Regions from separate parts of the Homo sapiens genome. Here region 1 is linked to region 2. Evidence: chromatin contacts called from ENCODE Hi-C or POLR2A ChIA-PET data. All regions are on one chromosome and are shown on one strand. Each heading gives the region's core, a stretch centred on a gene start or an enhancer-like site at or near the end of the contact. The rest is flanking DNA. Distances are from core to core; before and after follow the strand shown.

Evidence for each region. Hi-C counts contacts between places; a loop is a spot of excess contacts on that map. ChIA-PET counts read pairs that join two places held with the same protein, here RNA polymerase II (POLR2A). Pooled maps may share reads with other maps.
Region 1: a loop to region 2 is called in a pooled map, with 7 times the contacts of the local background. The contact joins two enhancer-like sites. A Hi-C loop is called at or near these places in 2 of 37 single-sample maps with no recorded cell type and 5 of 50 pooled maps. POLR2A ChIA-PET finds 5 or more read pairs at or near these places in 2 of 52 experiments (OCI-LY7 and activated B cell).

Annotation. Positions count from the first base shown.
Region 1 is chr5:151,213,719-151,219,897 of GRCh38, forward strand. The region is part of intron 1 of CCDC69 (coiled-coil domain containing 69); the gene reads right to left. The region is part of intron 2 of LOC105378230 (a long non-coding RNA gene); the gene reads left to right. Among named protein-coding and RNA genes, the nearest start is that of CCDC69, 7.3 kb to the right of the region's middle. RefSeq lists enhancers at 770-819, 1,170-1,229. Within about 2 kb of position 1,678, at least 11 of the 41 ENCODE cell types and tissues checked have a DNase peak (open chromatin) inside an H3K27ac peak, as active enhancers do; they include OCI-LY7, where a contact is called at or near this core.
Region 2 is chr5:150,459,737-150,466,304 of GRCh38, forward strand. No RefSeq gene overlaps it. Among named protein-coding and RNA genes, the nearest start is that of RPS14, 13 kb to the left of the region's middle. RefSeq lists enhancers at 40-139, 909-1,535, 1,329-1,648, 4,438-5,163. Within about 2 kb of position 1,680, at least 6 of the 41 ENCODE cell types and tissues checked have a DNase peak (open chromatin) inside an H3K27ac peak, as active enhancers do; they include OCI-LY7, where a contact is called at or near this core.

The DNA.
Region 1 (6,179 bases), core at 428-2,927, 750 kb after region 2:
TTTGGGAGCCATCACTCCATTCTGTTTGTCAGCCTTCAAGGCTTGTGTATTTCTGATTAAGTGCTTTGTGTCCTCATTGTTCCTGCTTAACTTAGAGAATTTAGTAATTAAAGAAGACTCCTTAAGAGTTCACCCAGCTCCTCCGTGTCCCATACATCACAGGCCTGGCTTCCTCTGAGCATGTAGTTCTATCACACCTATCCTGGCTGAGGAAGGCTTACGGGAACCCAGAGCAGGGTTGGAAGGGCCCCAGGAGGCAGCTGACTCCAATCCCCACCTCCTTTTTCCAGATAGAAAAGCTGAGGCCCAGAGGTGGGTGGGCAGATAACTTGTCAGAAGCTGCAAAGCAGGGAAGCAGAGCCCTGGGGAGAATCCAGACTCACAGCTGAGGCTAGAGTCCTTTCCGTCCCCCTGATGCCAGGGTCAGCTTTATCTGAGTAGCTGAGCCTGTAGGGGAGAGGTGATTCTAAGTCTCAAGGGGCTCAGGTCACACCCTCCTCAATATCAGAGCTGCCTTTCCGGTGTCTGGCCCAGCACCACTAGTGCTGGGATCTAAGTAACCACAGTCAGAGCCTATTGGCCGAGGGTAGAGGCAGGAAGGAGGCGGGGAGTGTGGCCCAAGGGGCCCCACTCCAGGGCCTTCGGGGAGGAAGGGCGGGGCCTAAATGATCAGGGCTGTTGAGAAATGTTAGTGTTCACACCCGAATTACAGAAGCTCAGACAGAACACCATAAATACAGGCCTTAGCCTCCCCATCTCTAAGATGGGCAGAGATATTCTGCCAAAGTAATGCCTGAATTTGATGTCATTGAAACTCAAACACTGCCAGGGACATTAAAGATTTAATTCATCCCCTTCATATCATATAGTGTGTGGTCAACATTTCCTCACTGGCTGGAGGACAGTCCAATGTGATTGTACAACCAACTTAAAGTTAGAAGTGCCAGGCTGCACCACTCCGCTGCACCGGGGACACGGCCTATGCTCTGAACACCTGCAGGACCCCCAGAGCACACAAGTCAGGGGCGGATGTGGTCTCCACTGCTCCTATCTGACCAACTGATGAGGTGTCTCAGGGGAGCAAAGGACCACTTCCTTCTTAAATACCCCTGCACCTGGTGAGCCAGACCACAGCAGACAAGCATCAGAAGGGCCTTGAGTGCAAGGCCTCACTTCACAGACGATGACACTGAGGCCTAGAGAAAGCCTTTCTAATACACCTTATTTATTTTCTTCCTCCCTAGGGCTCCCGTTTTCTTGTCCCATATCAGCTTCCCAGGGTGTCTGCTAGTTCTGGTTGCCTCAGAGGGCCTGGAGCTGGCAAAAGCACTAGACATTATTTCTAGCATTTGGGTCAGCCTGGCAGGCAGGACCCTGAAGGAGCTGGACAGAAAATGGTGTCAGTAGCTGGATGGGGGTGGGGAAAGAGACAGGCTGAGGGCCCAGATACCTGTCTCCCAGTCCAATGGCAAACTGGAAGGCCAGAGCCAAGGTCCTAGCTTGCCATCTGAGGCTGAGCGCCTGGATACCTGTCTCACAGTCCAATGGCAAATTGAGAGTCCAGAGCCAAGGTCCTAGCTTGCCATCTGCTTGCTGTGTGACCTTGAGTGGACACTCTTCCTTTTCTGTGCTTCTGTACCCTCCTCTGCATGGCATGGAATTGTGCAATGGGATACGTAAGAGCCCTTCTGGTTTTGACATGCTGTGGATGGGGAAGAAGGGGCAGAGTGAGGTCATCTTGCTATCTCATCTTCTGTCGATCCTGTCCGGCTTGTTTGCTCTGGGCAGGGCAGAGGCAGTTTGACACACTCAGCTGTTAGCTCTGGTCATGGAGGGGGCTTCTCTGGAGAGCAGGAAAGGAGGGTCCCTTGCTCAGGAGGCCTGGGTGAGAACCTGGAGCCCTCCACACCATCCCCTGTTCTTCAGCAGACAGTGTAAGGGTGGTTGTAAAAGAGAGGGCGGGATTGCCTGAAAGCAGAGAATGACAGAGCTCAGCCATCTCCCAAGTTGCACGCAGCATGCTCCTAATTCTACAGTAGCACTGTGAACAGAAATAAGTACCCATTAGTGAGGACAAGGAGGATGCACAGGATGCTCAGGGCAGGACCATTTGCAGTAGGGAAATGCTGTAAACTGAGGACTGGCTGGATATACTCAGGGACATAATACTATGTCATTTCATTCATATGTTTAAGAGAGTGAAGTAGACCTTTATGTACAAAGATGGAAAGGCATTTGGTAAAATACCAATATCCAAACTAAACTATTTCTTTTCTGTCACCCAGGCTGGAGTGCAGTGGTGTATTCTTGGCTCACTGCAACGTCCACCTCCCAGGTTCAAGCAATTCTCCTGCCTCAGCCTCCCCAGTAACTGGGACTACAGGCATGTGCCACCATGCCCAGCTAATTTTTGTATTTTTAGTAGAGACAGGGTTTTACCATGTTGACCAAGCTGATCTTGAACTCCTGACCTCAGGTGATCTGCCCGCCTTAGCCTCCCAAAGTGCTGGGATTACAGGCGTGAGCCACCATGCCCGGCCAACTATTACTAATGATAAAAAAATGCATAGGAAAAAGTACCTAGAAAAGCACAAACTGATAACAGTTGTCATCTCCAGAGAATGGACTAAAATTACTGTGGTCAAGGAAGGGTAGCTTCCATTTTACATTTTACCTAAATTATTAGGATTTTTTTTTTTTTTTTTTTTTTTTGAGACTGAGTCTTGCTCTGTCACCTAGAGCGAGTGGTGTGCAGTGGTGCGATCTCGGCTCGCTGCAGCCTCTGCCTCCCAGGTTCCAGCGATTCTCCTGCCTCAGCCTCCTGGGTAGCTGAGATTACAGGCACGTGCCACACGCCCGGCTAATTTTTGTATTTTTAGTAGAGACGGGGTTTCACCATGTTGGTCAGGCTGGTCTCAAACTCCTGACCTCAGGTGATCCGCCCGCCTCAGTCTCCCAAAGTGCAGGGATTACAGGCGTGAGCCACCACGCCTGGCCAATTCTTAGGATTTTTAAAGCAACAACGCATTCAAGAATTACTTATATACAAAGAAATTAACAACAACAAGAAAAAGGTACCTCTCTTGGAACCTGAAAGCCTCCCCCAGAGTCAAGGTACAGACAGAGAAATCAAGGCTGGGGAAGAGAATAGTTAGCAAAAGAGGCAGAAGTGGACCCATTGTTAGAATGATGAATACCAGAGGTTGGGAAGGACGTGTGTGTGGGGTGCGGGGAATGAAGAAAGGCTGGTCAAACGATACAAACATACAGCCAGATGGAAGGACTACATTCTAATGTTCCATAGCAACCATGAACTGTATACTTTAAAATAGCTAGAAGAGAGGACTTGAAACGTTCCCAACACATAGAAATGATAAATACTCGAGGTGATGAAACTCCAAATACCCTGACTTGATCATTACACAGTCTATGCACCTAACAAAATATCATATGTACCTGAGAAGTATGTAAAATATTATATATCAATAAAAAATATAAAGAAGTAGGCCCCATTCTTGACTCCCAGTCCAGTGCTCTTTCCTCTACAGATGCAGCTGCTGGTGTCCAAAAGCAATGGGCCCTGTCCAGGCACCTCCTTGTTTACAGTGCTGCCTCTTCTGCTGCCAAGATGGGTTCCAAAGGGAGGCACTGGGTTCTTGCTGTCATTTTTGATTGCTGGCAACTTGGGGCTGGGGGTGAGAGGGTGGGTAAGGAGCAATTAACCTTGCGATATGAAAGTTTCCTAAAGCTGCTGTAACAAATTACCACGCACTTGGTGGCTGAAAACAACAGAAATGTATTCTCTCACAGTTCTGGAAGTTAGAAGTGTAAATTCAAGGTATCAGCCGAGCTGGCTCTTCTGGAGGCTCTGAGGGAGGATCTGTTACCTCCCTCTCTCCCAGATCCTGGTGGGTGCTGGCAATCCTTCGTTCTCTGGCTTGGGAGATGTGTCACTTCATTCCCTGCTCTTCTCCCTGTGTGTCTGTGTCCAAATTTCCCTCTTCTTGTTGGGACACCAGTCACTGGATTAGGGCCCATCCAATGTGACCTCATTTTAACTCAATGGCCCCTGCAAAGACCCTATTTCAAATAATGTCGCATTTACAGGTTCTGGGTGAATGTAAATGTAGGAGGGGACATTACTGAATCCAGTAAAGGTAACAGCTTTTCTGATGTCCAGGCCATTTCCTTAAGGAAGGCACAGGGGCAGGGTCACATGGGGCAGTAGAAAATGGCGAGGAAAGCCACAAAGGTCATTGTACACTCAGTGAAAAAAAACTCCATTGCAGAGAGGAGGAAATCTGGAAGTAGGTCAGACTGCATATCACTTGTCTTGGGGGGATGCATGGATGTGGATGGCTGTTTTAGGTATAGTACAGTGTTTGGCCTAGATGTTCTGGAAGGTTCAGATTTGAAAATAAGGTGACACAAGATAAACTATTTTTAGGGATTAAGATTCACCTTGCAAGACAAATAGGATGGCTTGTCTTCAGGTAATGGATGGGTTTAGATCTGCTAAAGATGGATGGATCTTCTCTTGCTCCTTTTCTCTGCCAAGGTGGGACAGCAGGAGCTCCCTCCCCACTGCCAGTCCTGCTGCAGTGGGGGCTCCCAGTCTGGCCCTCTCCCCTGGTCACTGGGGACGGCTCACAGTGCTGAGGGAGGATGATGCAGAGGACCGAGTGCCAGCCGTGTGGACGGAAGCCCAAGTACACCCTGAGGTGTCAGAGCCAGAACTAGGGTCATCTGAGAGGCTCTTCCTTTCGTTGGGAGGGTACTTACACTCTTCGAGTTTATTTTTTGAATATGAACATTCATGAATTTCATACTGAGACCCCTTAGAGCTCCTTTTCCAGGCAGGTCTCAGACTTCTGTTCACTGGCTGATCTATGCACCCTGAGATGTCAGGGGGCAGCCCCTCCTAACCAGAGTTTCACTGTCTTGATTTATATAGCAGCCTGTTTCTGTGCAATTAATTTAAAATTTCATCTTTTCTTCCCTTTTTATGACAAAAAAGAAACACAGTGCTGACATGAAGCACAGGTCCCAAGCCTAACAGCCAACTGAAGCAAAAATGGGAGCCCTTAGGTATCTGGGAACTCGTCAGGCTCTCAGGGGACCTACATCAGCCACCCATGAATTCAATAGAGGAAAAGAATTAAAAACATGTACATGTGCAGAAAATATATCACCAAAGGTTGTATCTCAAAGGCAGAGAGTATTGGGAATTATTCTAGTGTGTTTTAGGTTGCCAAACGCAAAAATCTGGTATTTAATCTCACAGGTCTTCCAGAGTGCCTTGTGCATGGAAGCCTGTACTGGCTTTAGCTAGGAAGATTGGTGGGCATTAGTTTCTAGGTTGGGCAAAATCATCAGCTCGGAGGCCATGTACATGCCAACATCTCCATGATGGTTGGGGCAGGGGGCTGAGTGCTGCAGAGGCAGCTTTCCTTCACGCTCCTCAACTGTCCTGCCCTTACCAACCGAGCTAGAAGATCAGATTTGCCCACTCCTCCTGACCAGGTGTCAAGGGCTGCTCCCATATTCCTTCTGCCTAGCATGCCCTCCTGAGTAACTCGCCTGCCCCATAAGTGCCTAACCCCCGCCCCCCTTCTAAACCCAGCCAAGATGCTGTCTCTCTAAGGGGCCTTCCTTGACCCCCCCGAGTCCAAAGCCACACTGGCCCCAGGTAGGAGGAAAACACAAGGGATGTTCATCAATTACCAGGGTAGGAGTGCAGACTGCAAAGAACCACGCGTCCAAACCGGTTAAATAAGCCACGGAACAGCCACAGGACATTAGGTAGCCATTAAAAAGTCCGTGTTTCCATGGACTACTTAACATGGGAAAATGCCCCCGGAAGAATATTAAGTAACTGGAATATAACCATATAAAACATACTCTTAGCTTTATACAGATAGTCATACTCACATCTATAATATACATAGGAAAAAATGGTACAAAGAATGACACTGAAATGTACACAGTGGCTATCTCTTAATTGTGAGATTAAAAGATTTTTTAATTTCTTATACTTTCCCACATTTTGAAATTTTGACTCAAAATAATAATCAGAACAATTCCATTTTTTAATGGAATCGTAAATATTTGCTAGTCGTAGGTTTGCATCCCCTCTAATATTCTTGCCAAAATGCCACCTGACCCCTGCTTGAACCCTC
Region 2 (6,568 bases), core at 430-2,929:
GGGCTCAGGCACAGGGAGGGCTCAGGAGGAGATATGGAAGCTGAGACCTGAAGCGTGCGAGGTGCAGCCATGAGGAGGGCTGGAGGAGCAGCCTTAGGGGCAGAGAGGACAGCAGTGCACAGGCTGCCAAAATTGGGAGGAGCCCGAGGAACTGCAAGGAGGCGGGGCTGGGGCCAGGAGAGAGAAGAGTGTTAGGGCTGTCCCTGAGGGCAGGGGCCAGATCCTCTGGGCCTGCTAGGCCCTGCCTTGTCAAGGAGTGTAGATTTATTATTATCGTTGTTGTTGTTGTTGTTGTTGTTGTTGTTATTATTATTATTATTATTATTATTATTATTATTATTTTGAAACAGTTCTGCTCAGTCGCCCAGGCTGGAGTGCAGTGGCGCGATCTCGGCTCTCTGCAACCTCTGCCTCCCAGGTAGCTGGGATTACAGGCACGTGCCACCACGCCCGGCTAATTTTTGTATTTTTAGTAGAGACAGGGTTTCACCATGTTGGCCAGGCTGGTCTCAAACTCCTGACCTCAAATGATCCACCCGCTCCGGGCTCCCAAACTGTTAGGATTACAGGCGTGAGCCACTGCGCCCGGCCAACTGTAGATTATATTCTGATTGCATGGGAAGGCAGTGAAGAGCTTTAAGCAGGGAGCCACATGTTCTGATTTGTCTTTAGAAGTCCACTCTGGGCCAGGAGTGATGGCTTGCACCTGTAATCCCAGCACTTTGGAAGGCTGAGGCGGGAGGATCGCTTGAGCCCAAGAGTTTGAGTCCAGACTGGGCAACTTAGCAAGCAAGACCTTGTCTTTACAAAAAATAAAAATAAAATAAATAAAATAAAAATAAAATAAATTTAAAAAATAAACGAAAGTCTACTCTGGCTTTGGAGAATTGGCTGAAGGTGAGCAAGAGAGGGAGCAGGAGGAGGTGGAGACGGTCACGCTGGTGAGAGGTGACGGGGGCTCAGACCGCGATGGCAGCTGTGAAGATGGAGAACAATGGTCAGATCTGAGAGATACTTTGGAAGCAGAATCTGTAGAATTTTCAGATGAATTGGATGGAGGGGTGAGGATGATTGTAGGTTCTAGGCTTGAGCAACGGGTGGATGATGGGGCTATTAACCAAGGTGGGGAGAGCCAGGGGGAGGTCACAACTTGGGTGGAGGCTGGAATCAGGCTCAGGCCCTGCTATTTTTGGAGCCTTCTGTGTGATATCCTAGTAGAAGGATGGGGCAAGCAGTTGGAGCTTATTGGAAAGTTCAGGACTGCTGATGTAACCTCAGGAGCCTCTAGGTTGTATTTTATGTCAAGGGATTGGATGAGATCCCTTCACACAGCCCACAGTCTGGCAGGTAGTGAAGGCCTCATCACCGGAGGTGTGCAGGACAGGCTGGCTGATGCCACTAGAGAGAGGAGGCCTCTTTGAGGGGAGGTGGAACAAAATAGACCCTGAGGATGCCAGATAGCAGGACTCGGTGCCCCTGGGGCCACACGGAGGAGCTGGATATGCTGGCTCTGTCTCTTTGTCTGGTTGGAGCCTCCTCTCCCTTTGGCACCATTCCCCCACTACCATCTGGCAGGGTCCAGAGACACACAGACCCTGGGGTGGGATGAGGGGCAGCCTCAGGGATGGGGCTGTAATTTCAGCTGGGGGCAGGGCTCCTGAGTCTCAGCCACCTGGTGTGAGGTTCCTCTTTCCGGCACCTCCTCATGACTGTCTTGCCTGACAGCCCCATCCCCCACAACTGCAGCTACTCAACACCTCTCAGGAGGAGGCCCAGCCCAGGGAGCAGCTCCCTGCTGTGTCCCACCTGGAAAGGCATTGAGTCTGCTGGTGCAGCATCCCCGGGGGTGGGGGAGGGAACTAGAGGGGCTGCCAAGCTTAATTAGTAGTTGTGAATCCCCGAAACCTGCATCTAGAGAGGCCCCCCAGACTTTCATCTTCAAAACCTCCCCACCCACCTGGATGAAAGGGCCAGGGAGGGGCCAGGTATTAATAGTAATTATTAGTTTCACTAATAAGGAGAAGAAATGGGATTATCACCACGCTCAACAAGTTCTCCCCTCTTTGTCTACCTCTTCTCTCCTTCCTGTGGGCTCCTTTTTCCTTCCTCTCTCCCTCCTCCTTTTTTATTTTTCTCTTTTTTAATTTGTAGAGATGTGGTTTCACCATGTTGCCCAGGCTGATCTTGAACTCCTGGGCTCAAGCAATCCTCCTGCCTCAGCTTCCCAAAGTGCTGGGATTACAGGCGTGAGCCACTGGGCCCGACCCTTCTTTCTTTTCTCCTCTTCTCTAGGCCTTGCCACTTCCATCTGTCCTTGTTTCAAGGCCTTGGGATCTGCCTGCCTCTCTCGGTTCCCTTGCTGTCTATTGGGGTGTCTTAGGTACCAGGACATTCGGGGAACACCTGTGTTCATCTGGGTTGCTGAGGGAGAGACATAAGGGTGAGAGAATGTTGTTAGGATGTTGGTGTCCATTCATTCATTCATTCAGTCATTCATTGTTTTATAAATAATAATTATTATTATTTTATTTATTTTTTTGAGACAGAGTCTCTCTCTACCCCCTAGGCTGGAGTCCAGTGGTGCAATCTTGGCTCACTGCAACCTCCAACTCCCAGGTTCAAGCGATTCTCCTGCTTCAGCCTCCCGAGTAGCTGGGACTGCAGGCGCCTGCCACTACTGGCTAATTTTTGTATTTTTATTAGAGGCGGGGTTTCACCATGTTGGCCAGGCTGGTCTCGAACTCCTGACCTCAAATGATCCACCCACCTCGGCCTCCCAAAGTGCTAGGATTACAGGTGTGAGCCACCACACCTGGCCACAAATAATTATTGAACACATACTGTGAGCCAAGCACTGGGTTGGGCGCTGAGGATTCGGCGCTGAATAGGACAGATGTGGGCCATGCCTGCCCAAGTCAACATCCTAGCAGGGAAGATGGACAGTAAACAGTAAACTAACAGATAGACATAAGGTCACAGAGTGTGGTGCAGACTATAAAGGGAATAAATTGCAGACAGGATGGAGAGCTATGTGGGTGGCTACTTTAGGCTGGGGCACCAGGGAGGTGACATTTCAGCAGAGACCTGAATCATAAGGACTAAGTTATGAGGGAAGATTGGGAAAGGGTTCCTGACAGGAAGAACAGTCTTTGCAAAAGCCCTGAGCTTAGCATGAGGATGTGAAAGGAGGATAAAGTGGCCAGGAGTAAGGAGGAGAACCAGAGGGAGAAGGGAGATGAGGTGGGGACAGGGCTGGCACCACGAGCCTGTGACCTCTACAGTTGCACAGGGCCCATGCTTGGTTAATGCACTGTGGTTGCTGTCCTGAAATTCTTTTTTTTTTTTTTTTTTTTTTTTTTGAGACGGAGTCTCGCTGTGTCTCCCAGGCTGGTGAGTGCAGTGGCGTTTTCTCTGCTCACTGCAACCTCCGCCTCCCAGGTTTGAGCGATTCTCCTGCTTCAGGCTTCTGAGTAGCTGGGACTGCAGGCCCATACCACCATGCCCAGCTAAGTTTTGTATTTTTAGTAGAGATGGAGTTTCAGTATGTTGGCCAGGCTGGTCTTGAACTCCAGACCTCAGGTGATCTGCCTGCCTTGGCCTCCCAAAGTGCTGGGATTACAGGTGTGAGCCACTGCACCAGGCCCTGAAATTCTTAATAGTGGTTGAACAAAGGCTTCTGCATTTTTATTTTGCACTTGGGCCCTGCAAATTATGTAGCTCGCCGTGGTTGGGAGGTTGGCAAAATAACTGGGTGTCTGTGAGTAGAGATGTGAAGGCTTCTTGGCTGGTGTTGAGTGAATGAATGAATCTGCTTTTGCAGAGTTCATCTGTGAGGCTGTCAGAGGGCCACCTTTGCCTAGACCAGGGGCTGCTGCTGTGCAGAGAGGGGTCACATTCAGACATGGCCCCAGAGTGCCCCCAAATTCTGCAGTATCTGTTAGATTCTTCCGGGCCCACTGCCTGCAGGGTTCCCAGGGCTGTGTGCACCAGGTCTGAAGCAGCATCATGAAAAGGTGGGTAAAGTCAGGCTTACCCCACCCCCTGCATTGGCAAACAATAACTCCTCCACCCGAGGTAGAATCTTGCCTGTGAAGCCTCAGACTTTAGAGCCAGACAAACTTGAGTTCAAATCTGGCTTTCACATTCTGATTAGTGGATGTGACTAAGTGTACTTTATGCAGGTGATTTGCTTCTCTGAGCCTCAGTTAGTTCCCTCATCTGTAAAATAGGGATCACTACTTCTTAGAGTTGTTGAGAGGATTAAACGAGGTAATAAGAGGAAAGCTTTTGGCACAGTCAGAACTTAGAAAATATTTGCAATAATAATAGTATTATGGCTGGGCACAGTGGCTCACACTTGTAATCCCAGCACTTTGGGAGGCCGAGGCGGGTGAATCACCTGAGGTCAGGAGTTCGAGACCAGCCTGGCCAACATGATGAAACCCCGTCTCTACTAAAAATACAAAAATTAGCCAGGCGTGGCGGCAGGATTAGTCGAGATCGCGCCACTGCACTCCAGCCTGGGCAATAGTGCAAGACTCCACAAAAAAAAAAAGTATTATTATACAATCTTTGCAGAATTGGGTAAACATTTGCTTTTGCCCCTAAATGTCTACATAGTCATGAACAGGTCACTAAATCCCCCTGAGCCTGTTTCCTCTTCTGTTCAATTGGGATGATAACAAGCTAACCCATCTCTAACCGGGGTGGTTGGGGATGAACCAACAGGATCACTGGATCACCGTGGAGCTTCTTTGTAAATTGATGTGCAGGTGTGGGCCGCTTGCACATTCCAGACCCACCCCTATCTCTCCCATCTCAGGGCAGGCTTTCTCCAAATCTGCCCGCCCGGAAGGAAAAGCACCCTTCAGTTCTTGGCAGTCTCTGGATTCCCAGCCCTGAGTTGCTGCTCTCACACTGGGAAGTCGGCCTGGGAGTGAACATTAAGTTCAAGGTCCCTGGTTAGGCAAAAAAGAGGCTGATCCAGAAGTTGGAGTAGGGGAGGGGGAGGATGAGCTGAGTGAGGACAAAGGAGCTGGAGCCAAAATCCCTGTTGGCCTTGCTTCCTGCCTCACTCTGAGGCAGGAAGCAACCAGAAAGCTGCAGAGAATTAGTCTCTGAAAAAGGACCTGAGCAACAGTCTCGGGCTGGGCAGAGCCCCCACTTCATCTCCCACATACGCTCCCCAAGGCTGATTTGCAGGAGCCTCTAAGACCGCTGGGAAGCCCTAAGCAGCACCAACCTGAGAAAGGGAGTCTCACCCCATAGGAGTCCTTGGCCGAGAAAGCGGGAAGCCGGGAAGGGGAGGCTAAAAACCCCCAGAGCTGGGTGCGGTGGCTCACGCCTGTAATCCCGGCACTTTGGGAGGCCAAGGCTGGTGAATCTCTTGAGGTCAAGAGTTCAAGACCAGCCTGGCCAACATGGTGAAACCCTGTCTTTACTAAAAATTACAAAAATTAGCCAGCCGTGGTGATGGGTGCCTGTAATCCAAGCTACTCGGGGGGCTGAGGCAGGAGAATCGCTTGAACCCAGGAGGCGGAGGTTGCAGTGAGCCGAGATCATGCCACTGCACTCCAGCCTTGGCAACAGGGCAAGACTCCATCTTAAATAGAATAAAAATAAAAATAAAATAAAAGCCCCAGGAGCCATCCCAGAGCAAGGAACAGGGGCTCTGGGGTCAGGCTGCTTGAGTCCAAGTCTAGGCTCTGCCACCAACTAGCAGTGTGACCTCAGGGTTCTGTGGCCTCTCCATGCCTCAGTGTTCCTAATCTGGAGCCCGGGGATAATAGTCATAGCTCCTGATAGTGCTGCTGGGAAAACCGAGTGCTCTGCAGTTCCCAGCAAAGCCTGATAGGTAGTGAGTGCTTTAGAAAGGTTAGTTATTATTATATATTCTTGTAAAAATGAGGCCACCCAGCAAGTTCTGTCAGAGTCTGCTGTGTCTCCTGATAGATGGGTTCAAAGCCTTCCCTTATATTTTGGGCAGGCAGCATTCATTTATTCATTTGTTTATTCAATAAATATTTATGGAGCATATTTATGGCAGCAAAGAGTGGCAGATGGGGGGCCCTAGGGCCTGATTGCTTCCCAGAGGGGCATTTGAGTGAGAACTAGCATTTATTCAGCAACAATAGGCTTAGCTTATACACACTCAGATTCTTACCAGAAATGGGCATTGCCCAGGTAGAGGAGGGAGCCCAGGTGGAGCCACGGACACGGGGCCACATAGCCACTCAGTAGCAGCCCTAGAGACTTGAATCCAGGCCATCTCACTCCAAAGCTTGTGCTTTTTCAAATCTAGATTCCAGGCCTGCCTTCCTGCTGTGCCTCCCATCTCCCTCCCCAAACCAGACTTTGGCGGAGCCAGATCCCTAGAGGCCAAAGGCCAGGTTGTTTTCTGTTGCCCACTGTGGCAGGATCTCTGTCATTTCCTTCCCAGTTCTCCTAACCATGCGGAACAACCTTGGGGCCTTCCTCCGAGGGGAAACCCAGCCTGGAAGCATCCCGTGGAAAATGTGGCTGTCAGTGACCTCTGATGTTTGTCTCTTCGGCTGCCGAGGGTCTGGGT